Linked DNA regions of Homo sapiens: all the other regions are linked to region 1. Evidence: chromatin loops called from intact Hi-C (ENCODE). Cell type or tissue: IMR-90. All regions are shown on one strand. Links, peaks and the distances in the headings refer to the core of each region. The heading gives the core; the rest is flanking DNA. Region 1 overlaps LINC02542 (long intergenic non-protein coding RNA 2542). Region 2 holds the start of LOC105377873 (a long non-coding RNA gene). Region 3 overlaps LOC112267962 (a long non-coding RNA gene). Region 4 overlaps LINC02542 (long intergenic non-protein coding RNA 2542). Region 5 has its middle 510 kb from the start of TENT5A.

The links. A loop is a pair of places that touch in the nucleus more often than their neighbours do. Peaks named below come from ENCODE experiments on the same cell type or tissue, not always from the same donor. Only the 100,000 strongest peaks of a DNase experiment are listed, where the experiment ranks them.
Region 2: it touches region 1 in a loop (3-fold over the local background); 25 of 110 quality-filtered maps call a loop at or near these places.
Region 3: a loop joins it to region 1, with 2.9 times the contacts of the local background. A loop is called at or near these places in 6 of 110 quality-filtered maps.
Region 4: it touches region 1 in a loop (4-fold over the local background); 6 of 110 quality-filtered maps call a loop at or near these places.
Region 5: it touches region 1 in a loop (4-fold over the local background); 8 of 110 quality-filtered maps call a loop at or near these places.

What each region holds. Positions count from the first base shown.
Region 1 is chr6:81,993,656-82,000,080 of GRCh38, reverse strand. All of the region lies in intron 3 of LINC02542 (long intergenic non-protein coding RNA 2542), which reads left to right. Among named protein-coding and RNA genes, the nearest start is that of LINC02542, 100 kb to the left of the region's middle. In IMR-90, for the core only: no CTCF peak of the experiment used is centred there; DNase peaks (open chromatin) are centred at 1,460, 2,420, 2,850 and 3,520; H3K27ac peaks cover 1,822 bases.
Region 2 is chr6:81,763,312-81,769,736 of GRCh38, reverse strand. LOC105377873 (a long non-coding RNA gene) reads left to right here and starts at 1,322. Exons shown (of 3, transcript XR_942729.3): 1 at 1,322-1,457; 2 at 2,010-2,140; 3 at 5,180-6,425. LOC124900219 (small nucleolar RNA SNORA70) reads right to left here and starts at 5,713; the gene lies at 5,581-5,713. In IMR-90, for the core only: no CTCF peak of the experiment used is centred there; DNase peaks (open chromatin) are centred at 2,806 and 3,146; H3K27ac peaks cover 474 bases.
Region 3 is chr6:80,602,082-80,608,506 of GRCh38, reverse strand. All of the region lies in intron 2 of LOC112267962 (a long non-coding RNA gene), which reads right to left. Among named protein-coding and RNA genes, the nearest start is that of BCKDHB, 500 kb to the right of the region's middle. In IMR-90, for the core only: a CTCF peak has its summit at 2,910 (motif pointing left); a DNase peak (open chromatin) is centred at 3,166.
Region 4 is chr6:81,892,031-81,898,455 of GRCh38, reverse strand. All of the region lies in intron 3 of LINC02542 (long intergenic non-protein coding RNA 2542), which reads left to right. Among named protein-coding and RNA genes, the nearest start is that of LINC01526, 81 kb to the right of the region's middle. In IMR-90, for the core only: no CTCF peak of the experiment used is centred there; DNase peaks (open chromatin) are centred at 2,825 and 3,945; H3K4me3 peaks cover 431 bases; H3K27ac peaks cover 1,377 bases.
Region 5 is chr6:81,239,388-81,245,812 of GRCh38, reverse strand. No RefSeq gene overlaps it. Among named protein-coding and RNA genes, the nearest start is that of TENT5A, 510 kb to the left of the region's middle. In IMR-90, for the core only: a CTCF peak has its summit at 3,902; no DNase peak of the experiment used is centred there.

The DNA of each region.
Region 1 (6,425 bases), core at 676-5,675:
TTGTGGTTTCTCTGTCTCTATTGAACTTCCGATTTTCTTTTCATGTATTGTTTTCCTGATTTTGTCTAGTGTTCTGCACTCTCTCATAGTTCACTGAGCTTTAGGATGGCTATTTTGATTTACTTATCATGGAATTTATAAATCTCCCTTTCTTTGGGGTTAGTCCACTGGAGCTTTATTTTGTTACTTTGGTGCTGCTATATTTCCTTGATTCTTTGTGCTCCTTGTAGACTTGTGTTACTCTTGTTGCATTTGAAGAAGTAATCGTCTTCTCTACTCTTTACTGACTGGCTTCAAGAGAGAAAGACCTTCACCAGCAAGCCCAGCTAGAGATTCTGGGAGTCTCTCAGACTTTTTCTGGATGTATCAATTTTACTCTTCTTGTTCTCTATAAGAGGAGAAATTTTAGGGGTTGTGTGCTGTCTCTGGATTCTGCAACACCAGGTCTGGTGCTATGAGGCTCCCATTTATTTTTCCTAGGGCAATGTTCAAGGTTATTCAAATCAGCAGGGTTGAGCTGTCTGCTAAGATCCACACCTTCTGTTGAGATATGTGTGCTATGAATGGGATTTTATGTGGGCTATGCACAGGGTACTGTCCATGGGGAGGGCATGTGGGGTCCTGGAGGCATGTGTCAGCTGATTATGATGGTCCTCAGGTGAGTCATTCTGCGGGCAAACCTCTTGGTGGAATGTGAAAGCTGATTAATAGGATTTATGTCTAGCCTTTTCAGTGCGTCCACTCTTGGATTTTGTGTTCCCCTGGAGTGCTGAAATATCAGTTAGACTCTGTGATTCCCACAAAGATATACTCATCCATGGGTAGTTACCAAAATTGGTGTTTTGGCGGGGCATGACATCTAGAATCTCCTAATCCATCATCTTGCTGACATCCCTCCCTGTTTTCATTGTTGTTATTTTATTTAATTAATTAATTTTTTTTTGAGATGGAGTTTCACTCTTGTTGCCGAAACTGGAGTGCAAGAGCACAATCTCGGCTCACTGCAACCCCCACCTCCTGGGTTCAAGTGATTCTACTGCCTCAGCCTTCCCGAGTAGCTGGGATTACAGGTGCGTGCCACCACACCTGGCTAATTTTTTGTATTTTTAGTAGAAACAGGGTTTCACCATGTTAGCCAGACTGGTCTTGAACTCCTGACCTCAGGTGATCTGCCCGCCTTGGCCTCTCAAAGTGCTGGGATTACAGGTATGAGCCACCGTGCCCAGCCTTCGTTGTTCTTATTATTATTATAAGATGTCCATTTATCTTCATGTATAGCTGATAATGCTCCAGTTTTTATTCTCATGGTGATTCATATGGGAAAAGTTAGTTTGTATGATTATTTAGGAGTCATCGTTCCTTCATTTTAGACAGTTTTGCTTACTTTTTAGGAAAAAAAAACAAAATTTGATCTAACCTAAATGTGAATTATGATTCAGAAGAGTGGAAGGCATTATCATTTCTGTGGCTTCAAATACCAATGTTGCTTGTTTATCTGTGTTGCTAAGGTTGACTTTTGTTGCTCTCCCTCATGTATTGGGATTAACCACACTGACTGAATGGGGATTCTTATGGTTTGAATTCTGTCCCCTCTAAAAATATTGAAGTCCTAACTCCCAGTACCTGTAAATTTGACCTTATTTGGAAACAGGGTCTTTGTAGATGATCAAGTTATGGTGAAGATTGCATCTTTATAACAAAGAGAAGTTTGGACATGGAGATACATGCGCACAGAAAGAATGTCATGTGTAAATTGGAGTTAGGCTCCCCAAATCCAAGGAACTCCCAGAAGCTAGGAGACAGACCTGGAACCATCCTTCTAAGGTTGATGCCTTTGGGGTGAACATCCTGCTGACACCCTAATCTCAGGTTTCAGGCCTCCAGAACTGTGAAACAATAAATTTCTGTTGTTTGAGCCACTCGGTTTGTGGTACTTCGTTAAAGCTGACCTAGAAAACTAATAAAGGGCTATTATATAGGAATCCATACTTTTCATGGTTGCCCCATTAGCACTCTATATTAAAAGTTCTATATTAGGAGAGTTTGAGGGAGCACAAACTGTCAAAACCACACCTAGGAGAAGTTTATTTCAGAAACAGAAATTAAAGAGTCACTCAAGCTGGTAAATGTACTGAGTCTTTAGGCCCATTATACTAATCTGTCTCTGATGTGCCTGGCCCATGGGAGTTACTTGTAACTTATGAGATGCAAAACCCTGTTGGGCTCATATGTGACTGGGAAGTGCCCATCATTCATTCATTTCTATTTTATTAGATCTTAGGATATTTAATGTGCCAGTATTCAGAGTAATAAAGATAGAGCTGTGAGTAAAAGTCTGCCAGGAAATTGGTAATGAAAATACTTTTGTGGGTGACACAGCAATTTCACCCACTCACATTTAACTGAAAAGTTCTCTTCATAGAGACCAGATAACCCAAGCTGTGCTGTGCTGTTTGACACGTACATATTTCCCCTTTCATCATAATTACTCTGCTGGCCAGTGTGTGGGTACTGTTTTTTTTCCCCTTGAGGAGCAAGTTTTTTTTTTTAAGAGAGGAGGAAGAAAGACAGGAAAGTTGTTTGCTTGAGTGTAGAAATGCCATCGTGAAGTAAGACATTTTAAAAAATTCTCTTATTTCTGGCATGCTGCGTAGTTGTAATTCCACAGTATATAGATTACTTTAACATAGCTAGAAGCAGCTTGATTACATTTTATATCGGGGTAAAAATGCCCCTGGCTATTGGTATACAGCTGGGAAGGAATTTTATGGCTGAACTGAAGCAAATCTGAAAAGTGAGGAGGCCTGACTAAACCCTCTTTCATCATGCCACTAAAATCACTGTTTAGTGTTAGTTTCTGAACCAAGGTATGAGTCACAAATTTAAAAAGCCTCAAGAATATGTGCTTGCAAAATAATGTGTACCACTTTCCTTTACTGGAAAAAATTAGCTGATATACATTTAAGACTTATAAATGAGATATAAAGTCAAATAGTAGTGCATGCCTGCTATGTCTAAGGACTTTGCTGGGCCCTGTAAGAAACACAAGGAAGGGTAAGTTAGGTGTCTAATCTGAAGAATCTGAATGCCTATCCAAGAAGTCAGGTCAAATATAGTTAAAATGTTAACAGGAGACTGAGTAGTATATAATCTGAGTCAAATGGATGATATAGCAGACAGTAAATGCAATAGGAATTCAAAAGAAGGAAAGGTCACATTAACTCAATCAGTTATTCATTCGTTCTTTTGATCAGCAAATATTTATTGAGTATGTATTATATGTCATGTACTGGCCTGAGTGAAACAATTTAATATGCACATGGCATCCAGTATGAATGCGGCAGTCTAAGTTCTTGATTACAGTCACACCTGTGATCTGACCTTCTCATCTGACCTCTACTTTAACCCCATTTTACAGATGAGAAAATCAAGACTTAGCACTCAAAAAAACAAGCTAACTAATTCAAATGAGTATTTGAGTTAAACCTGATGGTTTGAGTAACAGTTTTCAGAGATGACTCAGAGGTATGAGGTCTGGGTGCTTGAGAGGCCTATGAACCAAAATAGTCATCGAGTGAGTGTGTGTTTAGGGGAGATGAGAAATTTTATTTTAAATATATTGAGTTAAAAGCAATGGTGGGATGTCTATGCGAACCAACCACTTCGTCTTTGGAGATGTGGGCCTGCATCTTTGATAGCTAAAGATTTGGGTGGCATACATATAGAAATGATAATTGAAGTATTAATAGTCAATGAGTTTTCCAGAAGAAGTAGTATGAATATTTGAGAGAGGGGGCAAAGGTTCCAACCTTGTGAAAAGCCTGTGTTTGGGGAGGTGGGGAAGGATTGACAAAAGCAGTCATCAAAGTGACCAACAAGAAGGAATAGCTTCAGGAAATGCTGCCTCATCCCAGAGGTTGATAGCATTACTTCAAGATGAAACATGTTAAAAACTACAAGGAATGCAAGGAGAAAGAGGGCAAAACAGAAACAGAAAAAGGGCCTTTGAGGATAGCAACAATGCAGATTTGTGGTTCTTGGGAAGGTTCAGTGAAGAAGGAGGAGCCAAACCAGATTACTTTAAGAGATGGGAGCATAGAGAGGAATGAAAGTAGTGGATATAAACTATTCAACTGGGGGGAATTTAAAAAATTTAAGTGTGAAATCTTTCAACTGAAAAGTAATTATCCAATGTTGTTTTTCACTTTGTCCAAAGATTAGATTAATATTACCCTCCTAATGAAATGAAAGCAGCATTCTACTTTCCTGATTCCTTTAATTGCTCTTACTGCAATGTTGGCAGACTGCTTTAGGGAATTATCTGAAATCTGATTCCTATTAGATTCAGAATTTAGTCATCATCATGGTTCAGAGAGTAAGACATGGAAGAACAAAATCAACAAAGATCATGCCCTGTGCCAGATCAGAGAGAAGAGGAATACTGTGCTCTTTCATGGCAGGTCCAGTGCTTTTGGTAGTCTCCATTTATTCCCACTGCCCAGCAAGTCTCAGCACGTGGCAAATGCTTTACAATATTTATTTGATGTAATGTGGAAGTATTAATTGTGGAGATAATGATTTTACTGTGCATACTTCTTTTTGGACTCTTTAAACATGAATTACCTGGTGGCATCCAGGATCGAAGGCTTAAAGGCAGTGTTTAAACCAAAAGGCCATCACTAATAAGCTCACTACAAAAACAAAGACTACATGAATCTAATGGCTTTATGCTATTCTCCAATTTGCCACCTTTTTAAAGGTTTTTAGAGCTTAGATGTGGAAATTTTTCAGGTGAGTAGAGTTAAGATGATGCTGTAATGCATCAACATGACTTAAAGCAGATGAAACATTTTCTGTTACCCCTCTTAGAATGACCAAGTCATGTTTTATTTACAATTTACATTCACCTTTTCCTAAAGGGGTTTGATGTGCCATATAAAACTATATTAATGTAAAAGTTACAAGTAGGATTAGAAAGAAGAGTAGAGCAGCAAGCATCTGTAAGGGACAGAGAGAGGACATGTTTTTAGACTGTTAAAATAAAACCTTTTTTATAACAGGACATTGAGTTTGCCTCTTTGTGTTTCCTGGTAGCTCAGGCAAAGCTGAAATAGTTTGGATATAATTTTATTGTTGGTTAAAATAATCACAGGAACCAAGCTCTAGGAGGAATCTGTCATGCAGTTTCTTACATAGGTGGTTTGGAGGAACACAGCAGTCAGTGTTTTAAGCACAAAATCACGCAATACCCAGGTAAAATGTTGAACAAAGTACCTTTTATGTTGCCCTCTATAAAGTTTGAAGGTGTAACATTAAATTGAACCCCAGGGAAGATACTTCCACTGGAGCATGGGAGAGAGTAGTTGCCAGATAGTGAATTGCTTTTTTTAAAAAAACTGTTTATATACTTTTGTATTATGAAAGTAATTCAAGTAGATAAATCTATAAAGATAAAATAAAAAGAAATGCATTTATAATTTCAACATCACTTTGTCGAAATATTAGCAAACTAATATTTGCTTTGTTGCCACAATGAATAAATGCATGTGTCTAAACATATGAATATAAATTTACATATGGTATACAGATGTATATTATGAATGAGAACATATAGTGCATATAAGCATTTGGAATTGAGATATATCTATGTCTATATATCTATATGGATATATGATTTTGTATTAGTCTTCCATTTAATAAAAAATCATGCCCATTTCCTCATGAAAACTATTTTAATGGTTAATAATTCTTTATGCAAATAATTTATAATTCATTGAACTCTCAGTTGTTGGGAAATTTGTGTTTTATTTTATTAAGGATATTATCGCTGTGATATTTGTTGCAAATACATTCATAGTTTATGATTTGCCTTTTAATTTAATCTTTGGTATTAGAAACTTTCATTTTTATTTAGTCAATCTTTTCCATTGTAATTTTGTTTCTGCTTTTTTTCCATAAAGTCTTCCTCGTCTGGTTCATTTTTCAACTTTGAAAAGCTGAAATTTAGCTAGGCAATGATTATGCCTACTAAAACCTAGACTTAGGCAAGTTATGATTTTTAACAAGAAAAATATAATATTCCCAGGCAGAAGAATGTAATTTTAAGTAGTGAAGAGAAAAAAATATGACCGAAATGATAAAGTCCCAAGTCTTACTAGGAAGACTTTTCCCTTTACGTTTTCTTCTTTGCTATAGTTTGAAATGTCTTCCCCACTCCAAAGTGGTATGAATGTGTTTCTAAATTTTCTTCTAGTTCTTTTATACTTTCACCTCTTACACTTAAATTTTATTCATTTGGATTATTTAACTTGGTATATGTGAATACATCTAAATTATTTTATTTCAAAATGAACCTGAATCTCAGCACCATTTTTAACAAATCACCCTTTCCCACTGATGTGAAATGTTATTTGCTAATGTTCTGT
Region 2 (6,425 bases), core at 554-5,553, 230 kb after region 1:
ACACCTGAGCCAGACAGGAATTCTTGTGGCCTCCTAAAAGCATCATGTTTATTGATACACTCTGTTCATAGAGTACTGTGGCTGTCATGTTGCCACGGCCACTTTCATTGTGTTGCCATTGGGCTCTGGGAGCAAGTAAAAAAGTTGAAACTGAAATAATCCCTTTTAGCATTTATGGAGTTTGATCTTCCATGCTGTGTTTGGTAATCTGGAGTCCTGGCTGTTCAATATTCCCTTTCTAGTTCCTCCCTTATAGTTATCACTTGAAATGTGAACAATAATAAAATGGCTACAATATCTTAGTTATCTACTAGGTGCCAGGTAATGTACATACACTATCCATTTAATCTTTTTCACAGTTATGCAAATAAAATATTTTTGCCATTTTATGTATGAGAATACAAACGCTTAGGCTAATTTGTCCCAGCTCACACAGCTAGTTAGTGACAGAGTAGAGTTTGGATTCAGAGAATCAATTAAAATTATTGAACTAGATAAGATTAAAGACAATTGCTTCTTCAGGTCACTTTGGGCAGAGCTGAGGGAGGGGACAGGAAAGAACCAGGTTCTTCATAGTTCAAGATGTGGACAGTTCCAGTTTCTTCTCCATTCTCCAAAGAGCCTGATATTGTGATTTCTGCCTGAGATTGCTTCATGCTTGGACAAAATGGACTTCAGTAATAATGCTGATATTATTTTTGTTATATAAGTTCTTATAGTATACAGTGCTTCTGCCTAAAATAGCTCTTTCTGTAAGCATGGGAGGGCAGGAACTCACCTTCATCCTCAGGATCCTATGGGGCTAATTCCTCTGTGCAGAGGTAGATTTTCTGTGAAGCGAAAGAAGTTTACATCTTCAGGGACTCTCACTTGCTTGGGCATATGCTTTTCTAATATTTGAAAGAGCAAAACATTTTAGCCACGATTAAGACTGCAGTTTAGGCTGAGTGTGGTGGCTCACAATTGTTATCCCAGCTACTTGGGAGGCTTAGGCAGGAGTATAATTGCTTCAGCCCAGGAGTTCAAGGTTACAGTGAGCTATGATCACACCACTGTACTCCAGCCTGGTGACAGTGAGACCTTCTAAAAAAAAAAAGACTGCAATCTCTTTTCATATGAATTATTTTCCATGCCTTTTCATGTTGGATAGTCCCAGACTAGCTGTGGACATTTTTGAGATTTGGCTAATGGGAAATTAAATTGGGAGTCCCTCTATTTGGGTTTAGGGAGATGGATTTATGTGGTTTGCAGTCATTTTCAGGTATAGTAATTATTATTGCTACCTGTCCATGTGCAGGAATACTTTCAGAAACCCTCTTCCCACTCATCTGCAATCACAGAATGAAGACACAGTGGTTGTAATACTATATGAGCATGCTGTGCTGTGCCAGAAGTATGTGGGCAGTAGAAGAGAAAGAAGACTTGAACATTTTTCAAATCATCATAACAAAAAAATTGTAAGCAAAGGTTTTGAATCTCATCAATGCTGTGTTAAGTCAGAAAAGTCAGAAATCCTCTTCTACCATACATAGGGGTGCAATCAAAGAGTATGCAATCAAGAAGAAAAAAGTAGAAAAAAAGTGTAGGATGAATCAGGGATTTAATTAATAAATATTTTTCTGGATTTTTTATGTTTGTGGTATTTGTTAGCTGTTTATATGTATACTTTGTGGTGATTTCTCATCTTAACTAAATATTCACACATATCTATTACTTATAATTTTGTATTCTTTTAAAGAGTTCCCCCATAATTATATAATCTTTAGATCCCACAGATCTTATATCTGCCCCTCCAATACAGCATTTAAACATCCACTAACTAATTAGACTCTTCACTGAATCTTGGTGACAGGAGGGAGGAGGAAGAATCCAGACAGGTGTTCTGCCAGGGGAGTGGCTTTGGAACTGGACCAGGACATGGGCTCTCTTGCTCTGGTGTAAGCAGGGCAGGTCCCGCATGTTGTCTTGGTCCCCATGCCTGACTCATATTATCATTTTTTTTCAACAAGGCCAGTCTAATGAACAGGTAGCTGTCAGCACTACAAAGGAGGGAAGACTCCCGCACTCGCTACCACATTTCTTCTCCACCTCCTGTGGTGGCCTCAAATACTAGAACTAGAGGCACATTCCTTTGGGCTTGGTAAGTTTTTTAGTCTTTGAGAATAAAATTAAAAGCAAATGTTTTACAAACAATTTCATCATAAGTCAATATGAAATATCCCTTAGTCCCGAGGTTTAGGAATGTTGATGAGGATGATGATGATAACCTACCAATTTCTGAACATTTACTATGCCTCAGGGAATGTGCTGCACACTGCACTGTGTGCAGTCAATCCTGCAACAGGAGGAAACTGAAGCTTAGAGGGGGTCATGCAGCTCTAAGTGACTGAACAAGAGATTAAGGCACAAAAATAGTTAAATGACAAATTATGAGGCAAAGGCTTTAAAATTTCAGGCATTTCCCAATTATGCCTTGGGCTAGCCCTTCCCTTTGCTGCTTTCCTCAACTCTAGTAAAATGCTGATTACTACTCTTAATCACAAGCAACAGAGTAGAATATATTCTACATTATGTGGGGTTCAAAAAATTAACCCCTAGGCAATGAAAATATGTTTTCTTCAGCATAAGAAACAAAATTGGGATAAAACACCGAACGACACCTGGATTGCAGAAAAAGTCAATTACCAAAGGGGAAAAGGTTTGCAAGACAACTAGAGCTAGGCAGTTAAACATTAGCATTCAATGGTTTGAAGTGTTTAGGTTTTGCAATGGTGTGGTTTGGAAGCTTTCCAGCAGAAAGGCTATTTTCTTTTAAAAGGATAACTCTCTGCAATATTTTCTTTGCTGAAATAATGTGATCCTTAATGACGTCTTATATGACCCAAACTTAAAATAGACCCTATTATTTTAGCTGACCTCATTCTAACCAGGTTTTTACAGGTCAGCCATTAACTATCAACAGCTTCCTGATAATTAATCCTACTTACCCAAATAACTGTTAGCCTGTTAGCCTTATCTATGCTAAGAGGAAGCTTTTCTACGTACCAGACTTCCTCAGTGAATAAAACACAAACTGAAATTCTGCAGAAAGAGCCAACATTGTGAGGTTTGAGAATGAAGAAACAGATTGAAGATTACAACGCTCCCCTGTCTTTAGCTCCTTACTTGCTGAAATTCTGTGGTTCATCTGGCACAGGAATGGCTTTACAGTAGAGTCAGCAGCACAACTACTCAGGTCAGGAGTGGTTCTCTGGATGGCTCTATCAAAATGCATGGACAACAACATATGCAGTTACCTAAGTGGTCTGGATTGAGAAGCAATGGGGGAAGATATCTTAAGTAGCCATTAGTGTTATTTCCTCTAGGATTTAATTTTCTGCCATTAGAGGCTCATTCTTGTGACTCTGAAGAGCTCTAAGATTCTACTAGGAAAATACAGCTGCCATCTTTGTTTGTCACCTACTCAAATGCAAGACTGGTGTTTGATAAAATGAGGGAAAAGAGGCATGCTGTTATAACTGATGCTGTCAGGACTCCAGGAAGAAGAAAGGTGATGAAATAACAAAATTGCTTTCTTCATTTGGTGAAGGGAGTAAGGCGCTCATGCTGGTCCCATCTAGCAATTTGTAAATGGGTTGTTTGAACATATGGGTCTTAACATGTTCATAGATCGTGGGTGTGTGTTTGTGTGTGTAAAATGAAAAGGCTTATTATTAGATGTAGCCTCATGTCAGCATAGTATAAAGTTCCTCAGGTAAGGGCATGCTTTATAATTAAAGGATTTCTGCATCTGTAATTGCCCATGACATGTACCTTTTCTTTCCAAGTCACATTTCTGATTTTCAGTGACAATTTATTATTAACCTATTTTCTCATCGGGTTAAAAGCATATCCCAAAATTTTAAATCCAATGTGCTCCAGTACATATAAAGAGACTTATTAAGATGATCTTTTCTTAATAAGTCTCTTTATATGTACTGGAGCCCGAAACTTCATTAGCAATTTTAATTTCGCCCTGGTCCTGTGGTCCTGTGATCTCGCCCTGCCTACATTTGCCTTGTGATATTCTATTACCTTGTGAAGCATGTGATCTCTGTGACCCACACCCTATTCATACACTCCCTCCCCTTTTGAAAATCCCTAATAAAAACTTGCTGGTTTTTCAGCTCAGGGGACATCACGGAACCTGCTGACATGTGATGTCTCCCCCAGGACACCCAGCTTTAAAATTTAAAAAAAAAAAAAAGATGATATTTTCTAAGAAAGGTAATTATATCTTACATTACACAAAAAAAAACACTAAAATGACTATATAACCCTGATGGGTTGTGACCTACAGTTTGAATAGCAGTAATCTAAGATAGTATCATCATTTGCCCAGATATCTGCAGCAGTCTATTAACCCATTTCTCTTCTATTTTTCCCTCATGAATTCCCCATACAGCAGCAAAAAGGATCTCAAAAGATAAATCCAGTCATGCAACTCTCCTGCTCAAAGCCTTCAATAGCTTCTAACACTTACACAAAAAATCTAAAATCTTTCAAACTCCTCACCACAACCTACATGATCTGAACTTTGACATTCTGTTCAGCCTAATCTCATGCCATCTCTCCCTTCCTCTGCATGCTCTGGTTCCATAGAACACATTTGAGTTCCTCCAGTACAAGAGATTCTTGCCTGCCCAGGTACAAGTTGCTCCCTCTGCCAGGAACACTCTTTTCTCAACTTCTCATGACTGGCTGGTGTTTACTCTTTAGTCTGGTCTTTTCTCTACAAAGACACCTTTTTTAACCATCCCAGTTACAGTGGATCATTCCTTCTTATTTTTTATTTCAACCCATTGTTTGAACACTTACCACACTTGGAAAGATGGAAAGAAAATATGACAGCTAGAAAACTGACCAAATAACAGGCAGGATGGGGGTGGGTGGAGGACTCACAGCAAGAGATAGTGAAGTCTTTTAGGGCTGGATATGTTCATCTTAGGATCAAGGACTTAAAACTTTGGAATTGTGACTTTACGCAATGTAGCTTGCCTGTAATGCCTGCCTTTTCATTTTTGTGTAATACCGAATTACATTAATTTGGAAAATTCTACATGCCTCTACTTTGATAAGAAGGATGAAGGAAAGAAAGGGTTTGGTTAAACATATGCTAACATTTTTTTTTCTTTGTCAGAAAGTATTGGTGAGCCTAAGAGACAGCAGAACAGTGGAAGCCTTCCTGAGTGCAAGGCCTGACACTTGTTGCGGAGCCATGACTGGGGATGCATTTGACCCCACAGCCATCTGAGATAAGACACTTCTCAACTACCATGTCTTCAGATTCATCTGCATTAAACTTGATAGAGCCCCATTTCTTTGTGATGTGGCCAAGCAACTTGAACTTGGCCCTGTGTAGGGACTCAGTCACATGCTCCTTGTTCTGCACCTTGGTATGGATGGACATGATGACTTACCAATGTAAATTCTGGCCATGGTACCCTGGGGCTTTCTAGAGATACCCTGCACACCTGTCTGGAGCCTACAATGGGAACAGTGCAAGGTCAAAGGTCAGAGGCATAAACATACATTGGAAACGGCTGTCTCCTATGTTCTTTAGAGCAACCCATACAAGAAACAAGCTGTGTATACAACAAAGGAGGCTGTTGTTTGCAGCCATTACACCGAGCCCCTGTGAGGAAAGGAGTACAGCTGGCTTAATTGACTGCAGATGAATAATTTTAAAAGTCTGCTGAGTTCCAGAATTCGGGGTGACAGTGGTAATCAGAGTGACAGAACTCTAGAGAAAGGCAGTGTTCATAGAAAAGAGTCAGAGGTTGCTGGTGGGGTCAGCTCCCACCAGCTGGAGGTTCTTTCTTGATTCAGAACTCACAGAATTTTATGTGGTGTTTTAATAAGAAAGATGTTTCCATCCTTGAACCATCCCTTCTCTAGCTTGGAGGTCCTTCCTGTGCTATAAAGATCACAGATAATTTTCTGGCTTTGTACAAGGGCAGTACTGTTGAAGGGGACCTGCAAGCTTCTTTGTCCTAGAGACTAAAAGTCCCTATTTCTGCCGCAGCAGTTCCAAATCTACAAACAGATATTTTCACATGGTATCACTCCTCACTAGCCACCAGTTGCAGGATGGAGATGCAGGATATATTATAATAGTTGTTTTTGAGTTCAGGTAGAACTTGGAATCAGCCAAATTTGCCTTAGGCTCAAACTGGATGCCCTGAGAGATAACTCCCACAGTGTAAGATTGAGAACATCTTTGAACTCCCATGGGCCTGATGCCTAGAAGGAGAGCAACCTGGGTTTTGCCCCTTCTTCTGCCTTTGCTGGTCTCCATGCCTAAGCATTACATTCTATCCAGCTCCTGCAGATGAGTTAGCTGGCCTGAGTGCCTACAAAGGACCAGGCATTCTCTAAGGCATACT
Region 3 (6,425 bases), core at 796-5,795, 1.4 Mb after region 1:
TGGGCAGTACAATGTCAGTCACTCATATTCCCCTTACTTCAGAGCTTGCAGATTCATGACCAAATACCAGAATGGTATTGACCAAATACCAGAATAGCATTGACTGAAGAACAAGTAAAACCAAGGGCGACCAGCACAGATATACAGAACACAAGACAACTACAGCGCTGGGGTTAATCTCATCCCCCACAGCAGGAGATACTGGTGACTAATGCTAAGACTTCGTTGACACATTTGGCAGTCAGCACTAGCAGCCTGGGAACAGACACTGTTCCTTCTAGAATCATCTCCATAGGGTGGCATTGGCAGCAAAGCTGCTGTTTTTTATACCAGAAGGCAGGAGACATATTACACTGGCATATGATAAAAGATAGAGAAAATCGAGCATAGGATGCCACTGGGTAGTTAAAAGGCTAAATTTTCTGATTGTAGATGACATACATCTTAAGAATGCTATAATTATTTAATAAAAATGTAAGGGTAATCCAGAGTTCTCACATGGTGAATAGGAGCATGGCCAGAGAAATACCAGTTTGCAGCAATCATAATGTTCTATTTTTATCCCCATGCTGGTGTGGCCTGAGAATCAAGAATTACATAAGAAAGGATTGCATAATATTTAAACTGCTTGTATTGGAATGAAGTGCTGGCTGGCCATGGTAGTCTTTATAAACAATGGAAAATCTCTTTTAATCAAATTGGCTTAGGTTTGGTCCATTGTAAGAGGTTGTGAATTTGATAACCGGTCAAGGTCATCTCCCTAATCACCATGAATGTCCTCAAGAATACTGCATTATTTTCATCTGATTTCCAAAGATCAGGGCACTTTGGCTTATTCTTAGTTAAGATTTATTATTTCCAAGCTGTGTATTCTAGAGTATAATTTTAAAAATCATTCAAAACTACCATAATGATCATCTACTTGAGTATTTTTAATACCAACAAATAATTTTCATAAAGATAGTCCACATTTTTATAACATGCCAGGCTTTTTCAGTTTCTCCATTTGATTATTGGACCCTATAAGAAGAGCAGATGAGAAAAAATTTGCTGAACTGGCCAAGGATAAGCAATTACTGAATGATAAAGTTGGGTCTATACAACTGACATGTCTGGGCTGCTAATTCAAGCCAGCTCACTGAACCACACCACTCCACCTTCTCTTCAGCACTTTCTCCCAATCCGTGAATCACTTCAACAAACTCAAACATTACCCATATTCACACAACCAAAAATCTAAAACAATGGACTTCTTTAAACTGCTATTACCAAGAAGCATGAGACAGTTAAATCTTCCTAAAGGTTTAATTCTTTTAAAATACAAGGTGCTTTTAGACTTTGAGTTTTCAAACTTTACTTTTTTAGTGTCTTTCATGAAATGAATGCCAACATTGGTTTATTTGTTTCTCTTCTGGATGTTCTTACAAAACACTTGGTGGAGCGTTTTCTTCTCCAAGCTGTAATGCTGTTCTTTCCACAGCATAATCCAACCACCCAGCCAGAGGACAGAAAAGGTGTCCCACACAGAGTTCCAGTTACTCTGTGAATTTATGCCTTTGGCACAAGGAATAACCACATTATGTTAAAAATTTTCTACAGAGTAGAAATAGATAATAGAAGAAACGATTTTTATGACAGATAGATTGTTTCTTCCTAGGGAAGGCAAATATTATATTGTTGATCAGTCATACAGACACACACAATGTGTCCAATCTACTTCCTCATAAAATAATTTTAATAGTCTCAATCAAAGGACTCTTCATATGACATGTTTTTAATGATCAATTGAAACAACTAAATCTAATATAATTCTACCTAATATTAGAAATTACAAGTGATGAGAATGCCCGCCGTGCTATGATATCTGGAAATTCCCAGAGTTTGTGTTATATTTCATTAGTGTAACAATTTATACAAGCCCAACACAAAAGAAACAAAATTGTCTTCTCTTTAAAAATGAAATATGCTATAAATCCTTCTTTTTCTTGATATCCTTTAGCAGAGGAATAAAATGATTCATATTAAACTCATATTAGCTTTGCATCATCACATATTTTTATTATTTTTTGCTTCTTTACTTCCCTTGTGGCAATACTTTAATATAACTTTATTGAATTTAGGGGACACTTTTGGAAACAAGATATGATACATCCAAGAAAACTTTATACTGAATTCATCTGAAGAATGCAAGAAATGACATTCTTAAAGCTTTGCAAAGGGTGCCGTAAATCATACATGAGTCTTTGGCAATCATCATGATTATATTTGACAAAATTGTCTAAGCCCAAATATCCAGGATAATGAGAAGCTCCTTTGACCTATAATCTTTAAAAGACATTTCATATGAAAATATGAACACATATTATGTATAGTATATGTGTTAAATGTGTACACATAGATACTTGCATGTATATATATTTTAAAACATTATTTTCCGAGTGACCATCTCTGTGATATTCCTGATTGTATAGAAAATATACATTGATTCTGAATGTAGTAAAAACTCCATTATAGTGTGAAAAAATCTCTTGAAAGATTTCAGATAACACCAAACATAGCAGAAATTTATTAATATCATTTACCTAAGCAACAGTTAGAAAGCTAAATTTTTTATTCATTCAAAATCTCTTTGCCTTACTTCCTAAGCCACCTAGAAGCCTAGAATTTTAGTCCTAGATTTTGAACAGCAGATTTTAAGGTTTCCACTCAAAATTGGGGAAAGAAATCCTTCACGTAGAATCTTTTAGAACTGGTTTTACAGACACATGGTAATTATATGGCAGAATTTCTACCTTGGGATTAAAGGAATATATTTTTAAAGTATAGCCTAGCTTTAGACAGCAACCATCAAGGAAGGTCCGCAAGCAGAAACAGAAAAACTTTAATATCTCTTTTGCTCCCTCTGCTGGTTGGTTTCATAGAATGAAGAGTGGGTGCTTTGAACTCTCCTTTTTGCCAGCCCCATTATCAGCCTCAAAAATGCTAATATATTTTAATTTTTCCCAGACTTTAAGGATTTGGGTATCAGGACTTCTCTAGTTGATTAATGCTGTAATTGAGTTGTTGGATCTCTACTTGTTTGAAGTATAAATGACTAGATAGGAGAACATGAATATGGAAGTTCCATTAGATTAACAGTCCAACAGTTATTGAGCATGACTCAGAAGGGAACATATGACATCCTCGTCTTAAAGTAATATGATCTCAAGGAAGAAAAAGACACACGTATATAATATTACCCAACAAAGAGGCAGTATATAATTCAGGACTAAATTGTATGGTATCAACTGCATGTTCAAAGATTTGAAAAAATTCATAAACAAGAGGCAGGAGTTGGGCTGAAACTCAAAAATGACTGTTATAGAACACAAACTCAAAAGCAATAGGAGTAGTTGTTGAAGGAGCAAGATACAGTGTGATCAATAATATGCTGATTTAAAATACAGAATATTGTGTTTTAAAAAACACTGTAATTAAACAAAAAAAATAAAAAAAACACTGTAACTGTGGAGTGTAAATGACTTGTATCTTAAACAGAAAGACTAAAAGATGAGTCAATCAAAAATAATAACTACAAGAGCTTTTCAAGACCAGGGACAGCACAATCAGATATAAATAGAAAGATCAAAAAGTTAAAAGGCAGAGGGACAAAATTAAAGTGTGGCATTGTTATTAGTTCTCTCTTTGCTTTTTGTTAGTATGCTTGTTTCTTTATGCCATCAGTGTTAAGTTGTCATCAGTTTAAAATAATGGGTTATAAGATATTATTTTCAAGCCTCAGGATAATCTCAAATAAAAAACATACAACAGATACACACACACAAAAAGCAAGAAATTAAAACATAACACCAGAGAAAACCACCTTCACTAAAAGGAAGACAGGAAGGAAAGAAAGAAGAAAGAGAAAGTCCACAAAACAACCAGGAAACTACAAATAACAGAAGTCCTGACTTACCGATAATAACATTGAACGTAAATCGACTAAATTATCCAGTAAAGAGATCAAGTGGCTAAATTGATTTTTTAACAAAGACTTAGTGATCTGTTGATTGCGAGAAACACGCTTCACCTACAAATACAAACAGACTGAAAATAAATGGATAGAAAAAGAGATTCCACTCCAATGGAAAGCAAAAAAGCACAGGAGTAGATATGCTTATATCAGACAAAATTGATTTTAAGGCCAAAACTCCAAAAAAAGAAAACAAAGGTCATTATATAATGATAAAGTGATCAATTCAGCAAGAGGATATAACAATTTTAAGTATTTATTCACCCAACATTGGAGCAGCCAGATATATAAAGCAAATGTTATTAAAGATAAAGTAAGAGATAGACCTAAATACAGTAATAGCTAGAGACTTCAACAGTCCTCTTTCAGCATTGGACAGACCTCCCAGACAGAAAATCACAAAGAAACGTGGGACTTAATCTGCACCTAGACCAAATGAACCTAATAGATATTTACAGAACATTTCATCCAACAGCTGCAGAATACATATTCATCTCCTCAGCACATGGGTCATTCTCAAGGATAGACCATATGTTAGGTCACAAAATAAGTCTTAAATCATTCCAAAAAATTGAAATTACATCAAGTATCTTCTCTTTCCACAATGGAATAAAACTAGAAATGAACAACAAGAGGAATTTTGGAAACTATACAAACACATGGAAATTAAAAAACATGCTCCTGAATAACCAGTGGGTCAATGAAGAAATTCAGAAGAAAGTTGAAAAATGTCTTGGAACAAATGAAAATAGGAACACAACATATTGAAACCTGTGGGATACAGCAGAGGGAGTACTAAGGGGGAGTTTATAGCTATAAGCACCTTCATCAAAAAAGTAGAAAAATATCAAATAACCTAATGATTCATGTTAACCAGAAAAGCAAGAACAAACTGAAGCCAAAATTAGTAAAAGAAAAGAAATAATAAATATCACAGAATAAATAAATGATACTGAAATGAAGAAAACAATACAAACATAAAAGAAACAAAAAAAATGTTTTTTGCAAAATTAAAGTCAACAAAACTTTGGTTAGACCAATGAAGAAAAAAGGGAGAATATCTAAATAAAATCAGAGATGAATAAGGAGACATTACAAATGACACCACAGAAATTCAAAGGATCGTTAGTGGCAATTATGAACAACTATATCCCAATGAACTGGAAAGCTTAGCAGAAATAGACAAATTCCTAGACACATACAACCTGCCAAGACTGAACCATGAAGAAATCCCAAACCTGAAGAGATCAATAACAACTAATGAGATTGAAGTCATAGTAAGAAGTATCCCAGCAGAGAAAAGCCCGGGACCCAAGGGTTTCACTGCTGAATTTTACCGAACATTTAAAAAAGAATTAATACCAGTACTACTCAAATTATTTCAAAAAATAGAAGAGGAGGGAATATTTTCAAACTCATTCTATGAGGCCAGTATTACCCTGATAGCAAAACCGACAAAGACAAATTTTAAAAAGACAACTACAGGCAAGCATTCTTGATAAACATTGATGAAAAAATCCTCAACAAAATACTAGCAAACCTAATTTAACAACACATTTATAAGATGATTCATTGTGATCAAGTAGGATTTATCTCAGGGATGCAAGGATGGTACACCATATGCAAGTCAATCAATGTGATACATTGTATCAACAGAATGAAGGACAAAACCCATATGATCATTTCAATTAATGCTGAAAAAGAATTTGATAAAGTTCAACATGCCTTCGTGATCAAAACCGTCAAAAAAGTGGGTATAAAAAAAACATGCCTCAACACAATAGAAGCCATATTTAACAGGCCCAGTATCATACTGAATGGAAAAAAAAAAACTGAAAGCCTTTCCTCTAATATCTGGAAGATGAAAAGAATGCCCATTTTCACCACTGTTATTCGACATAGTACTGGAAGCCCTAGCTTGAGCAATTAGACAAGAGAAAGAAACAAAAGACAATCAAGTTGAAAAGGAAGAAATCAAATTATCCTTATTTGCAGATGATATGATCTTATATTTGGAAAAACCTAAAGACTCCACCAAAAAAAAACTATTAGAACTAATAAACAAACTCAGTAAGTTGAAGGATACAAAATCAATATCTAAAAATCAGTAGCATTTCTATGTGATAACAGCAAACAATCTAAAAAAGAAATTAAAAAAGTAATCCCAATTACAATAGCTACAAATAAAATAAAATATTAACGAATTAATTTAATTAAAGAAATAAAAGATTTCTATAATGAAAACTATAAAACACTGATGAAATAAATTGAAGACACACTAAAAAATGGAAACATATTCATTCCGTGTTCATGAATTGGAAGGATCAATATTGTTAAAATGTCTACACTACCTAAAACAATCCACAGATTATATGCAATCTCTACCAAAATATCAATGACATTCTTCACAGGA
Region 4 (6,425 bases), core at 892-5,891, 100 kb after region 1:
ATTACATTGTCTATGTTTTATTTTAGTTTAGTAAGGAAACTTTTCCTAAAGTGATTTTTAAAGTAATAGTACTAGCTTGTTCTCTCTCTAAAGACATTTTGTTTTTATAAAATTACAGCCTGGAAAACACACTATGTGTTTAGTCTGAGTAGGTAGCCTGAGTTGTTTGTTAAATACCAGATCTCAGATTTGTGGCTGTTCCTCAAAAATAACTACACAACACCAGCAATTAAATTTATGTATCATTTTGATTATTTATACTTTGGCAAATCAAAGGAGATAAATAATGGTGTGCAGGTGAGTACTTCAATCAGCACTTCATCGACAAGCCCCTTAGATTCCCTCCATTATGAAGCTGGACACACCACATAATCTTCCCATTAAACAGTCTAGAGGGAGCCATCTCCACGCTGGCTTTCATCCCAACAACTTCCCATTTCTGGAGTTGGCTGTTCCTAAACCACAAACATGCCCTTTGAACTATGTAAGGCAGGGATGTTTAGTCTCAACCGTTTTTACATTTCTCCTTCCTTTTCCGTAGGATATTGTTGATCTATCAGAATTAGGGTTTCTTTAGCCCTGCCTCTCCAAGTTCTACAATATTGGACACAAATGTAATATTGCACTGACTTAAGCAAGCAGTTGATGGCCTTGCTAGGGAAGATTACAGAATAGGTGGGTTCTCTTTCCTTCCCAGGTGCCACTGCTCCAGCTGCTTCAACTTTTCTGCATGTGACTAATATGCCTTTAATTTGGTCTTGCTGAATGAAGGTGCTGGGGAACTTCTGACTTGCCTCAGCCCATGGTCTTCAGTGACAGGGAACTAACTGTATGTTAGGTGGGAGAGTGAGCTAAATCACTTCTAAGATCTCTTCTCACATTTAACATTTGGTGGCTCTTAGATTTACTTTGCCCATTAAATGAAAAACAGCCACATGGTTGGGGGGAGCATCTACAGCAGCGGGGTGTGTATATGACTATAATTGATCTCAGCCTCCTTGTCTGGAAGAAATACTGAAGTGGGGCAAGCAAGCTCAGCTTCCACCTCATGACATGCCACCTCATAATATTAAACCAGACTGCTGCCTGTCATACCTAAAAATGAAAATATACATTTTATTTTGAAGCAGCCGCTATGAGAACAGTCAGGCACGGTGGAGACCTCCTGTGTAATTGGTTTCAACTAATGGCGATGATCTAGTGAGACTTGGAAGCTGTGAATCAAACCAAGAAATAATTTAGGTTCCTGAAAGGAGTTAGATTACAACTTAAAAAAATAGTGGCTTTTAATTTGTCTACAGAATTTGTCATCAATAGCAGTAAAAATCCCCTTGATTTATTGAAAAATCAATGTTTATTTATTGTTGTTTAAATATTGTTTGTATGTTGAATCTCACTGGAAATTCTATTCAATTAGGAATGGCTGAGGCTGCCTGGGGCTCTGTATTGAGAAGGGTCTGAGGCTCAGTCTGGATCTGAGGGAGAGAACGTCATGGTTGGCTAATGATTGGATTCAATTCTCACAATAGTTTGTGCGGATTATTATCATTATTCCTCTTTTATTCATGAGCTGAGTGCAGAGAGGTTAAATAACTTTCCAGAAATACATGGTGCAACTGTGATTCAAATACTAAGTTCCTCTGAGGAACTATTAGTCACTGTAATACCATGGACATTTCTCAGGTACCTTCAATTTTCTCATTTTTGAAAAGCTTTGGACTGCATTTCTTTCTTGACAATCTTTCAGCCTAAATGTACTTTGGTCTCTGAACAGTTCAATTAAACACCTCATATCCTGGCAATCTTGCCCTCCTTTCAACCCCTGGAATATTTATTATCATTTGGCCATTCGATGCTATTCTGGGAACCACAATGCTTGTATGCTTTTTTGTGTTTAGATCCTGTTTCTGCAAGTACATGGGACATGCTTTAAAAGGAAGGATGCGGCCAGGCGCAGTGGCTCACGCCTGTGGTCCCAGCACTTTGGGAGGCTGAGGCAGGTGGATCATGAGGTTTGGAGTTCAAGACCAGTCTGGCCAAGGTGGTGAAACCCTGTCTCTACTAAAAATACAAAAATTAGCCTCGTGTGGTGGCAGGCTCCTGTAATCCCAGCTACTTGGGAGGCTGAGGCAGAGAATTGCTTGAACCCAGGAGGCAGAGGTTGCAGTGAGGCTGAGATCATGCCAGTGCACTCCAGCCTGAGTGAGAGAGTGAGACTCCATCTCAAAAAAAAAAAAAAAGGAAAGATGAATCAGTGATCCCCTTCCCGCCCCACGCCCACCCCACCCCCCCCGTGACACTCCCGGCAGTGATGAGCATAGTATTTTGCATATGGTCAATGTTTAAAAATATTAGTTGGTTGGTTGATATGACCCAGGCCACCAAGCTATGAGATATTGTAATAGACTGAACCTAGTATTTGCCACAGAATGAGGGGCAACCAGATGCTGGTTTCTGAGTCAGTATTGCCTGAGGTATGTTTGACTTGGTGATCAGGAATGGCAAGTGCCCTCTACCCCACAGCTGATGCTCTCTAACCTTCTGGCCATTAAGAATGCCTGTTTATCTTCTTGCCTTCATCAACAGCAGCTGTTTATTTAGCAGCCTGACTTAAGACATTTCGTATATATACTCAATGAAGGCTTTCTTTCCCTATTATTTTTCTGTGGAGGGTAAAATACTGTCTTGTTTTTCCAGTTCTCCTCCTAAGTGTGATGATTTAGATGTTCCTGCTGTTAACTGGCAGCTTTTCCATTTCCTTCTAGCATGGAGTGCCCCAGACTTCTCCACAGAAGCCACTAATGAGCTTCTTGCCTTTCAAGCCCCTGATTCACTAATAACAGAATTTCAGCAATGTCTGAAGTTCGGGACCTTATCTTTTCTTCCTTTAGAAAACAAACAAGCAAAGAAAATATGTTACTTGCTGAAGCCACTGACTCAATCCTGTCTGTTTAAGGTTTTAAAACAGAGAATTTATTCAAGAATCTCAGCTTCTGCTTTGCAAATGAGTTGAAAGCTTAAGGATTTGACCCCAACTTTCAAAGTAAGTATACCTTGTCAAGTTTTTTTCCATCTCTTGCTGCCTACATTCAGTCTTTTTCAATGATACTTCATGCTTCTAAGTATGTTTCTGCCTTCTTCCTAATTAATATTGACCGAGTTCCCAAGTGTGTTGGGAACAATTCTAGGGACTGTGTGGATGGAACACAGAAATGAAAATGTTCCCGCCCTATCCCTTCTGCTTGACTTCTGGCTCTAAATGATGCCATTCATTCTATCCGCCTGTTGGCCCCACACGCAACTTTCTGTCATTCACACTATGCCAAGAGATCATCAATGCCCTTTTGTCCTGCGTCCCTCGGAGCCTTGCAAAGCACAGAGCACAGCAGAACTGTCAGCAGCACAAATGCCACTTCTGCCAAACCTGCTCTTACTGTGTCCTCTGATGAACCAGCAGCCTTTGCAGCTGTCTTCCCAGAGTGGGTTTATGAATATAAGGCCTGCCGTCTTTCCTCTCCAGTTCTGTCTGCCTCAGTACTAGTTAGAATGACTAAACCAGACAGAGTGCAAAGCCCATGTCTCCCAGTGGGTAACTCAGTCCACTGGTCTCTTCACATTCAGATTCTCTCATCTTACACCTCCAAGGACAACATGGTATAGTTTTGCTTTCCTTTTGATGTCTTGTCTTGTCTTTCTTTTTTCTTTTCTTTTTTTCCTTTTTTTTCTGCCCTTCTGTGTCAGGGCTCTCAAATGTGTGTTCCTGTACCTCAAAAATACATAGAGATGATTGCAAAGAAAAATAAATATACTTCTTCTTTCTCCAAACATGCGTAAGTCATCATTCCCGTGTTCATAAACACATGCTGTATCTGCCTCAGCATTCTTGCCAGACATGGATGATGTTTTACTTTCCCTTCTGAAAAAAATTCGAAATTTCATCTCTTGTGAAATTATCTTGGGCTTCTCTTCAGACTCAAGTCCAATGTGTGTGAAGTCATACAGATTAGAGAGCTCTGTTCCCAGAATCTGTGAGGTAACCATGAGCTTTTTCCAGCCCTCTGGATGCCTCCTCATCTTGTCAACTACGAGAAGTTAGAAGTGGTAGCTTTTCATATCATTACATTAATTATACAAGGTAGAGGCATATGCACACTTTCTTTAAAAAGACAGAAAATAGAGATTTTAATTATACAAGATAGAGGCATATGCACACTTTCTTTAAAAAGACAGAAAATAGAGATTATAATTCTTTCATGTTTGTGAGGTACTTATCACTACTCCATTTTACAGTTATAACTTTTTCTGTCTTCTAAATATTTTATTCCTGTATGTTGGAAACTTGGAAGTTTAAATTCACCCAGAATCCACTGATGGAGATTCATTCTTATCTGAGACTTCACACAGTAAACTTGTTTCTTTTTGTTAGTTTGTTCAGGAATTGTTTCCTTGCCTTTGTTTTTCTAAGAAATTATAGAAAGTTCTTTCCATTATGCTGAATACAATAGTCTTCAAAACTTCACAGCCACAAACATACAGCTTACTTATATCTTAGGTATCACTTAATATGCTGTGAAGAGATGAGAGCTTTCCTAAGGCCTTCCTGCTCTATGAACTTTGGTGAATTTACCAACAGGACCTCTGCTGTCTCCAATCCCATCACTAACCTGCCTTCAGCTGCGTTCTCAACTCATTCTTCAATACCTATTGAGAGCTTACTACCTTTCAGACCTATTCTAGGGACAAACAGAGAACTAAGACACGGCTCCTGCCCCAGTTAAACTTAAGTTCTGGGGGGAGGTAAGTGGTGGGAATGGGGAGAGGTGACATGTGCTCACTTAGTTATGATATAATGTGATGAATTCTCTAAGAGGAAAGAAATCAATTTTGTGAGACACCTCCTCCCCCATGAAAAAATTCCTAACTTGGCTAAGGGATATCTTCTAGAAAAAAAAAATTTTTTTTTGAGCTGGTTTTGAAGACTGGGTAACAGTGCTCCATACCCTGGAGAGGAGAAGACATTTCAGATAGGGAAGGTAACAGCATTCAAACCCTTAGTGGCCATAAATAGGCTAGGCTGGTTTAAAGAAAGTAAGACATTTGATATGGCTGGAGTATAAGATGTATGACTGGGGACTCTAAAATATTTACCTAGTTTCTTATTACCATTTAAATCATTATAGATTATCCTACTTTATGAAGGTAGAGGCACTGCTTGAAGACTGGTAAGAATGTATCTACCGTGCCTGTCACTGTTTTTTGCTTAGTAGCAACATTCTCAAAACAGTTAAGAAGCTCAGTTAACTGATGTTCCTTTTCTCAAGCACTGACTCTGGTTAATCTTCTCCCCAAGCTCTTTATCTTGGTGTAGATAACTTGAGGTCTTCCTCTTATTCGTCAGTTAAATGGCTGAGCAATCAGACTTGCAGTGTCTCCCACATTGCCGTATTGATACCAGCTTCTGGCCTCATTATCAGGAATCACTAGCTGCTAGTTTCCAGACACAGTTGGTGGTATGTCAGTTTTTAATATCAATTTAGAGATTTATATTTATCTGACTTCCAAAAAGAAAAGGTACTTGAAAAACTGACTATTGGTACTGACATGTATTAGATACCATGAGTCATATATTCTCTTTTTTAAATTTGAAAATTATACTTTTAAAAGTCATTTAATTTTCATTCAATGAGAGGTTGGAGCCTGGAGAGAAGTCTCATGGGGCTTATAAAAGGTTGAACCTCTCTACCTGGCTCCTCTACCTGCTCAGGTATAGGATGTATCTGGAGTCTTATTTGGGAGTGGGACACTAACAACTGCTATAAAAATTCATATTCCCTACTCTGGCAATGTGGACACTAAAGATTCAGTATGGCCATGTTGTTTGTTGTTTATGCCCTGCCTGACATTTCAAAAACCATGTGAGAAGTTGCTAGGGTAGAGGAATTACAGTCAGAAAGAAGAATAGGTGACAAAAAACAGAAAGAAGGTAAGGAAGAGGAAATAGGAGGATTGAAGAGAAGCAGGCAGGGTGGGGTGAGGACCTTGTTGTTCTCACTGAGTAGATCTAGACACAGGTGCCACGTTATTTAATACTAATATTAGCCAGGAGAAGACAGGTCTGAAGGTAGAAAGCCAGGGAGGAGTGGCGTTGAATTCTTTTCTGCTGAAAGTGGTGTGCAGTGGTGGGCTCTTGTGCAAATTTCCCTTGGGATTGTAGCCTTCTCTTTTATGAACTTCTCACTCCTGTTATTTCCAGTTCCGGACCTTCTGATCAGAGACTACTGGAATTTCCAGCTCTCTAGGCACTAATTTCAGGGGCTGAAACAGCAACCCCTCTGCAGCGCCTACCACAACCACTGCTGCCCTGCTGGGCTGTGGGGTTGTGCCAGCCCGGGCACTCTTGCCCAGGAAATAGAAGGTGGCATTTA
Region 5 (6,425 bases), core at 842-5,841, 750 kb after region 1:
TACAGAATTTAGACTTCTATATCATTTCATTAATTTTGGTAAAAAATAAATTTATTAACAAATTTTCTATATCTCTTGCTGTTACCTTTAGTAACACTAAAGTTTCATTTTTAGAGAAATTTTATCCACTTTCTACAAGTTGTTAAAATTTATTTTTATATAGTGGTTCATAATATTCCCTTATTATACTTTTATTGTCATTAGTATCAGCACTAATATCCTCTCTCTCATTCTTGATACTGGTAATTTATGCATTCTTCCTTTATTTTCTCTAATTTGATTATTTTTATTGTAGATAACAGATGTTCGGAATATGTTTACAATGATTTGGATTTTATTATCTTCATGAAGAGTGTTGATGTCAGTTCTAGAAAGCAGAGAAATTAATGTCTAATTACTTTGAACTTTTGGATAATATATCTATTTGGTTTTCTTGGTTTTAGGATGAATCTCTTTGTCCTGGTATGTCTTCATTTGTACAGTGTAGTAATGCCTAAATTTAAATGGAATGTAATATTTATTTATCAAGACCATCTAAAAATGCAGGACTTAAACTTAAAACTCCAATCTTTACTCTGCCTTTTTAGTCTTTCAACTGCTTTTCAATGGGTTATTTGAAGTTCCTCCTCCACTACTATAAACACGCATTCAATTCAGCCAGCGTTCATGGGAGTTAATATGCAGATATGGGGGTTTCCTACCTTGTGGCTCTCATCTCATCTGAATATTTCTTCTCCAATTCAGGTTTTACTGGGAGATCTAAAATCCATTCTCTGATGGCTCAAGCCATAAAAGCATGGCTGTCTCCCTGAGTGCTAATCAAACTGCACTACATGGACTGTGGCTGGTCCTCTGGGGAAAAACTATAAATGTGGAGTTCATCCAGTACAGTTTTCTTCTTTCAAAAGTAGAATCCTCTCAAATTTCTACCTATTATTGGTAGTATTTCATCCTAGCATTAATACAAAACATTCAAATAAAATACATAAATTTCATGATTGTATTCATTGGCCTCATTTATTAGCATACATACAAACAAACTTTAATTGCTTTACTTAAATAGCAATATGAGTTCTAATTACAAGGCACATCTCATACACGTAATCATGAAAAAAATTAAATTTATAATTAAGATTCCTAAAGATTTGGTTTTTCCTTTATTTGGGAGGGATTTTTTAAAGATATAATTTTCACTTGTAGAAAATGAATTATTAAATAAATTATGGCATCTAAAATAGAATTCTGACAAATTCAAAAAGCATAACTTACACAGTATTAGGAAGAATCAAACAGTGTTACAAATGAGCATAAATGTGTTTCCCTTTTTGTCAGATGGTTAAATGTTTAACTATGACAGAAAAATTAAAAAGTTAACAAGAAAGTTTCAGCCAATAAATGCAAAAAGTTAACAATGAGATTTCAACCAACAAACGCAGAACCCGTTCACCACATATGATTATCTTTGGTCTCAAGAATTTTGCATATTTTGTTAATGCAGATATTATTTATGCTCCTCTATGTAAAGCTATAAAGTCATGTCTTTGATTATTTATAACGTGCCTTGTCATCTCCATGCTCTTATAATCAAAAGAAAGAAATTTATCATCAGAAATCTATGTGCAGAGGGAAAGCCAAGCAAAAGCATTCTCAATTTCACTACCTTGTTTCATTTCTATAAGATAACAGTCTTATGAGCCTATAATTCTATTCTATGCAAACCTGTCATTCTATTTTAAGCTTGACCAGAATCTACAAAGCACTTTTCTTTCTGTGTATACATAGATACTCTATGTGCTTGCACTAGAAAGCATTTCACACAAAGTCAGCTCATGTTCCTCAGGTAGGTACTGTGAAGGAAAAACATTAATGATTTGAGCCTGCTTATATTCTTACAGCAGAAGCAGAACATTTTTTAAAATTATACTTTAAATTCTGGGGTACACGTGCAGAACGTGCAGGTTTGTTACAGAGGTATACACATGCCATGGTGGTTTGCTGCACCTCTCAACCATTCATCTACATTAGGTATTTCTCCTAATGCTCTCCCTCCCGTAGCCCCCTAACCCCTGACAGGCCCCAGTGTATGATGTTCCCCTCCCTGTGTCCGTGTGTTCTAATTGTTCAACTCCCACTTATGAGTGAGAACATGCGGTGTTTGGTTCTCTGTTCTTGTGCTAGTTTGCTGAGAATGATGGTTTCCAGCTTCATCCATGTCCCTGCAAAGACCATGAACTCATCCTTTTTTATGGCTGCATAGTATTCCATGGTGTATATGTGCCACACTTTCTTTATCCAGTCTATCATTGATGGGCATTTGGGTTGGTTCCAAGTCTTTGCTATTGTGAATAGTGCCACAATAAACATATGTGTGCATGTGTCTTTATAGGAGAATGATTTATAATCTTTTAGGTATATACCCAGTAATGGGATTGAAGCAGAGCATATTTATGTAAATAAGGAAACATTAATATTGAATAATACATTAGCTGAAAAATGATAACAGTGAGAGACAACTTGAACCACAGCTAGGTCTTAAAGAATATGTAATGGTGGAAAGAGAATTCTGAAGTTAAGAAACAACTTTTAGATGGAGGATTCAGTTTGCGCAAAAGTAGAAAGGTGGAAAAAGAATAGGGTGTTTAGGGGAAATAACATGGGTAAATAATCCTAAGTGGAGACAGCCCATACATGGAAGTAGAGGGAGATACTATATAATTCAATTGTATGTGATACAGCTAGATTATGCATTTTACAAACTTTTTGTCCAAAAAAGAAAAAAAAAGAAACGGTGCATAAAGGCAAAAATGTTGCCTTTATCATATTTACTATGTTAAAAGTTTCTGTTTCTGAAAACTGCAAAATTTAGGAATAATCATGTTGGAAAATAAATTTAAATTTTAACTTCTCTCAGCAAACATGGTTTGATGACTAAGCTGAACTTTTGGGTGACTTTGTGTGGGTTTTTCTGTTGATTGTCATTTTTAACTGAGTCAGTTGTGGAACATTAGGTTTTTATTTTCACAGCACAGAATACACAGCCTGATTCACAAAATTAATTTAAATGATCGGAATCTCTAAGATGAATCATAGAAATCAGTAAATCATGGGAAGTCAGGGCTTTCCTGGTGGGCATTTTTTTTTAAATTTTTACAGAATGGGTGAATGGGTGAAAGGCTGGATGTCTCAAAGGAAATTTAAAAGTAGCTCTTCAGTCATAAGGTGAATCAAATTATGGAGCACCAGAGCCAATAAAGTTGTAGTTTGCTGTAATTTGAACTACAGCAACATAGAATATCAAGAATGTAGGGAAAGTATTAAATAGTCTCAAAAAATAATTTGCTTTTATGTCAATGTGCTGAAACTTGAATATTTTTTTAGAATATTCAGTGTTAATATAGTAGATTCAGTAGATTCTGCATTAATACCAAAAGATAAGATAAAGTATTTGTGTTAAAATTTCAATGACTCAAGTCATTTAAACAAACATTTACTAAAAACCTCTATTGTATATTCTACTTTTGTTGTTCTGTAGATAAAAAAATGGGTAACATACTTTACCTGTTCACAGGAAATTTATAATTTAATGATGAGGACTGCACGGCTCTTGCAAGAATGTGATAGGCACCACAAAAGAACAAATAAAATATGAAAATAATAGGAGGGGAATTGTGAAGAAAGTGTTTTTGCTCTGGGGTAGTCTCTGTGCAAATTGCTGTATGTAAATTCTCTCATTTAATCATATTAATAAATGTATGCTATAAAAACTATTGTTATATCAATTTTTTTAAATGAAAAGCCTAGGGCTTAGCGGGATTATGTAAGAAACTCCTACAACTCAAAGCTCAAAAACTGATTTTCTGACTCTATCCTCTTAAACACTGCACTATACTGCCTCCTAGGGGAATGATCCTTGGAGATGGTATTATAACCTTACTAATTTGCCAAAGACACAAATATGAGAGGAAACAATATTTGTCCAGGAAATGCTAACAGTATAATAAATTCATAGTGTCAGGTATAAGAATTTTATGCTTTATATAAAGAATGAGACTAAACTGGAAGGATCTCAAGTCTCAGGAAAGAAGCGTGTCCTTGACTTCATATGCATTGAGATGTCATTCCAATGAAAATAACCACATTGGAATTACCATATTTTTATGATAAATCAGCATGTCTCCTTTTTTCTGGATCTCATGTTCTCTTATTCTCCTGGTAATTACAGTACTTCAGTGTGTCTTAAGACAACCAGCCTTTTCAACTTTTCCAAAAACTGCTTTAATAAACATAATAAAATGAACATAACAAAGAAATTTCCCTAGTATTCTATTAAGAATCCTGAGCCAGGGATTAATCTGTGATCTGTTGGACGAAGTTTACTCTATGTTAAATATCTTTCCTACAATAGATTTTTTTAAAAAACCTCAATGACGTGCACAGCAGCACAGTTTATGTGCCTGTGCAAACATATAACTGATGTGCTTTTTCAAGGCTATAAAATGTGTTCCTCCTTCCATATGTGGATTGTTGAGCACATCAATCATTAGGCAATTTGCTCATTTTTTAACTTTTACATTTCTGTAGAAATTCCTTCAGCACGAGGTACTCTACCAGATGCTAGCAGTAATAATTTAGTGAGGTTGATAATGTTCCAAGTCCAGTGTTTGCTTTTCCTTGAAGAATCATAGTGAAGAGTAAGAACATCAAAGTTCGTTGGAATATTAAGCACTAAACAGTCCTGCTAATTGCCCAGATTCTAGCATTTTCCAAAAGAAGTATAGTTCCAAGTATCCATCGTGGATTATTGATTATGTTCAAGTTCTTTTTAATTAGGATTGTCTCTTTCCTGTCATTCTGTCTCTAAACACCATTGGCTCTAAATTATATGTGACTTCTGAGCTCATCTTGGTTCAGTTCTATCATGCTACAAATGAACAATCTGATGCCAAGAAATATGAAATGATTGGTCATGACCTGTCAGCTGGTCAACCTGAATTAGAATCAGGGATCCTCATCCCAGACCTACTATGTTATACTTCTCCCTTCATCCTCATTCCTTTATTACAGCTCAGGTTATTTTCTCATCAAGTCTTTTAAGCCATAGAGGTTTGTTGAGTATATGAATTATGTAAGCCAGAAAATATCCCATTTCCTCAAAAAGTTTTTATTTTGAAAAATTTTGAATTTGCATTACAATTGCAAGAAACGTACACTAAATATATATCTTCTTTCATCAAGAGTTATCAATTTCTAATATTTTGCCACATTTTCTTTCCCTCTTTCTCTCTCATTTTCATTCTTTTGCATCTAGTAAATTCTCTGTCTGTCGCCCAGGCTGGAGTGCAGTGGCACGATCTCGGCTCACTGCGAGTTCCGCCTCCCAGTTTCATGCCATTCTCCTTCCTCAGCCTCCCGAGTAGGTGGGATTACAGGCGCCCGCCACCACGCCGGCTAATTTTTTGTATTTTTAGTAGAGACGGGATTATTTCACCATGTTAGCAAGGATGGTCTCGATCTCCTGACCTCGTGATCCACCTGCCTCAGCCTCCCAAAGTACTGTGATTACAGGCGTGAGCCACTGCGCCCGGCCCAAGTTTACTCTTTTTACAACCATTGTGGAAGTCAGTGTGGCAATTCCTCAGGGATCTAGAACTAGAAATACCATTTGACCCAGCCATGCCATTACTGGGTATACACCCAAAGGATTATAAATCATGCTGCTATAAAGACACATGCACACGTATATTTATTGCGGCACTATTCACAATAGCAAAGACTTGGAACCAACCCAAATGTCCAACAACGATAGACTGGATTAAGAAAATGTGGCACATATACACCATGGAATACTATGTAGCCATAAAAAATGAAGAGTTCATGTCCTTTGTAGGGACATGGATGAAACTGGAAACTATCCTCAGCAAACTATGGCAAGGACAAAAAACCAAACACCGCATGTTCTCACTCATAGGTGGGAATTGAACAATGAGAACACATGGACACAGGAAGGGGAACATCACACTCTGGGGACTGTTGTGGGGTGGGGGGAGGGGGGAGGGATAGTATTAGGAGATATATCTAATGCTAAATGACGAGTTAATGGGTGCAGCACACCAACATGGCACATGTATACATATGTAACAAACCTGCACATTGTGCACATGTACCCTAAAACTTAAAGTATAATAATAATAAAATAAAATTTTAAAAAAAGTCCTTCATGCTTTATGACATTGATATTTTGAAGACTCTAGACCACTTGCTTTGCTGTTTGGATTTATCTAATTATTTTCTCATGATTAGAATCAGGCTCAACATTTTTGGCAGAAACACAAGCAAAGTAATATTGTGTTTTTCTCAGCTCATTAATTTAAGAAGCACCTGATATCAACTTAACCCATGATTGGTGATGTTAAGTTGATCATTTG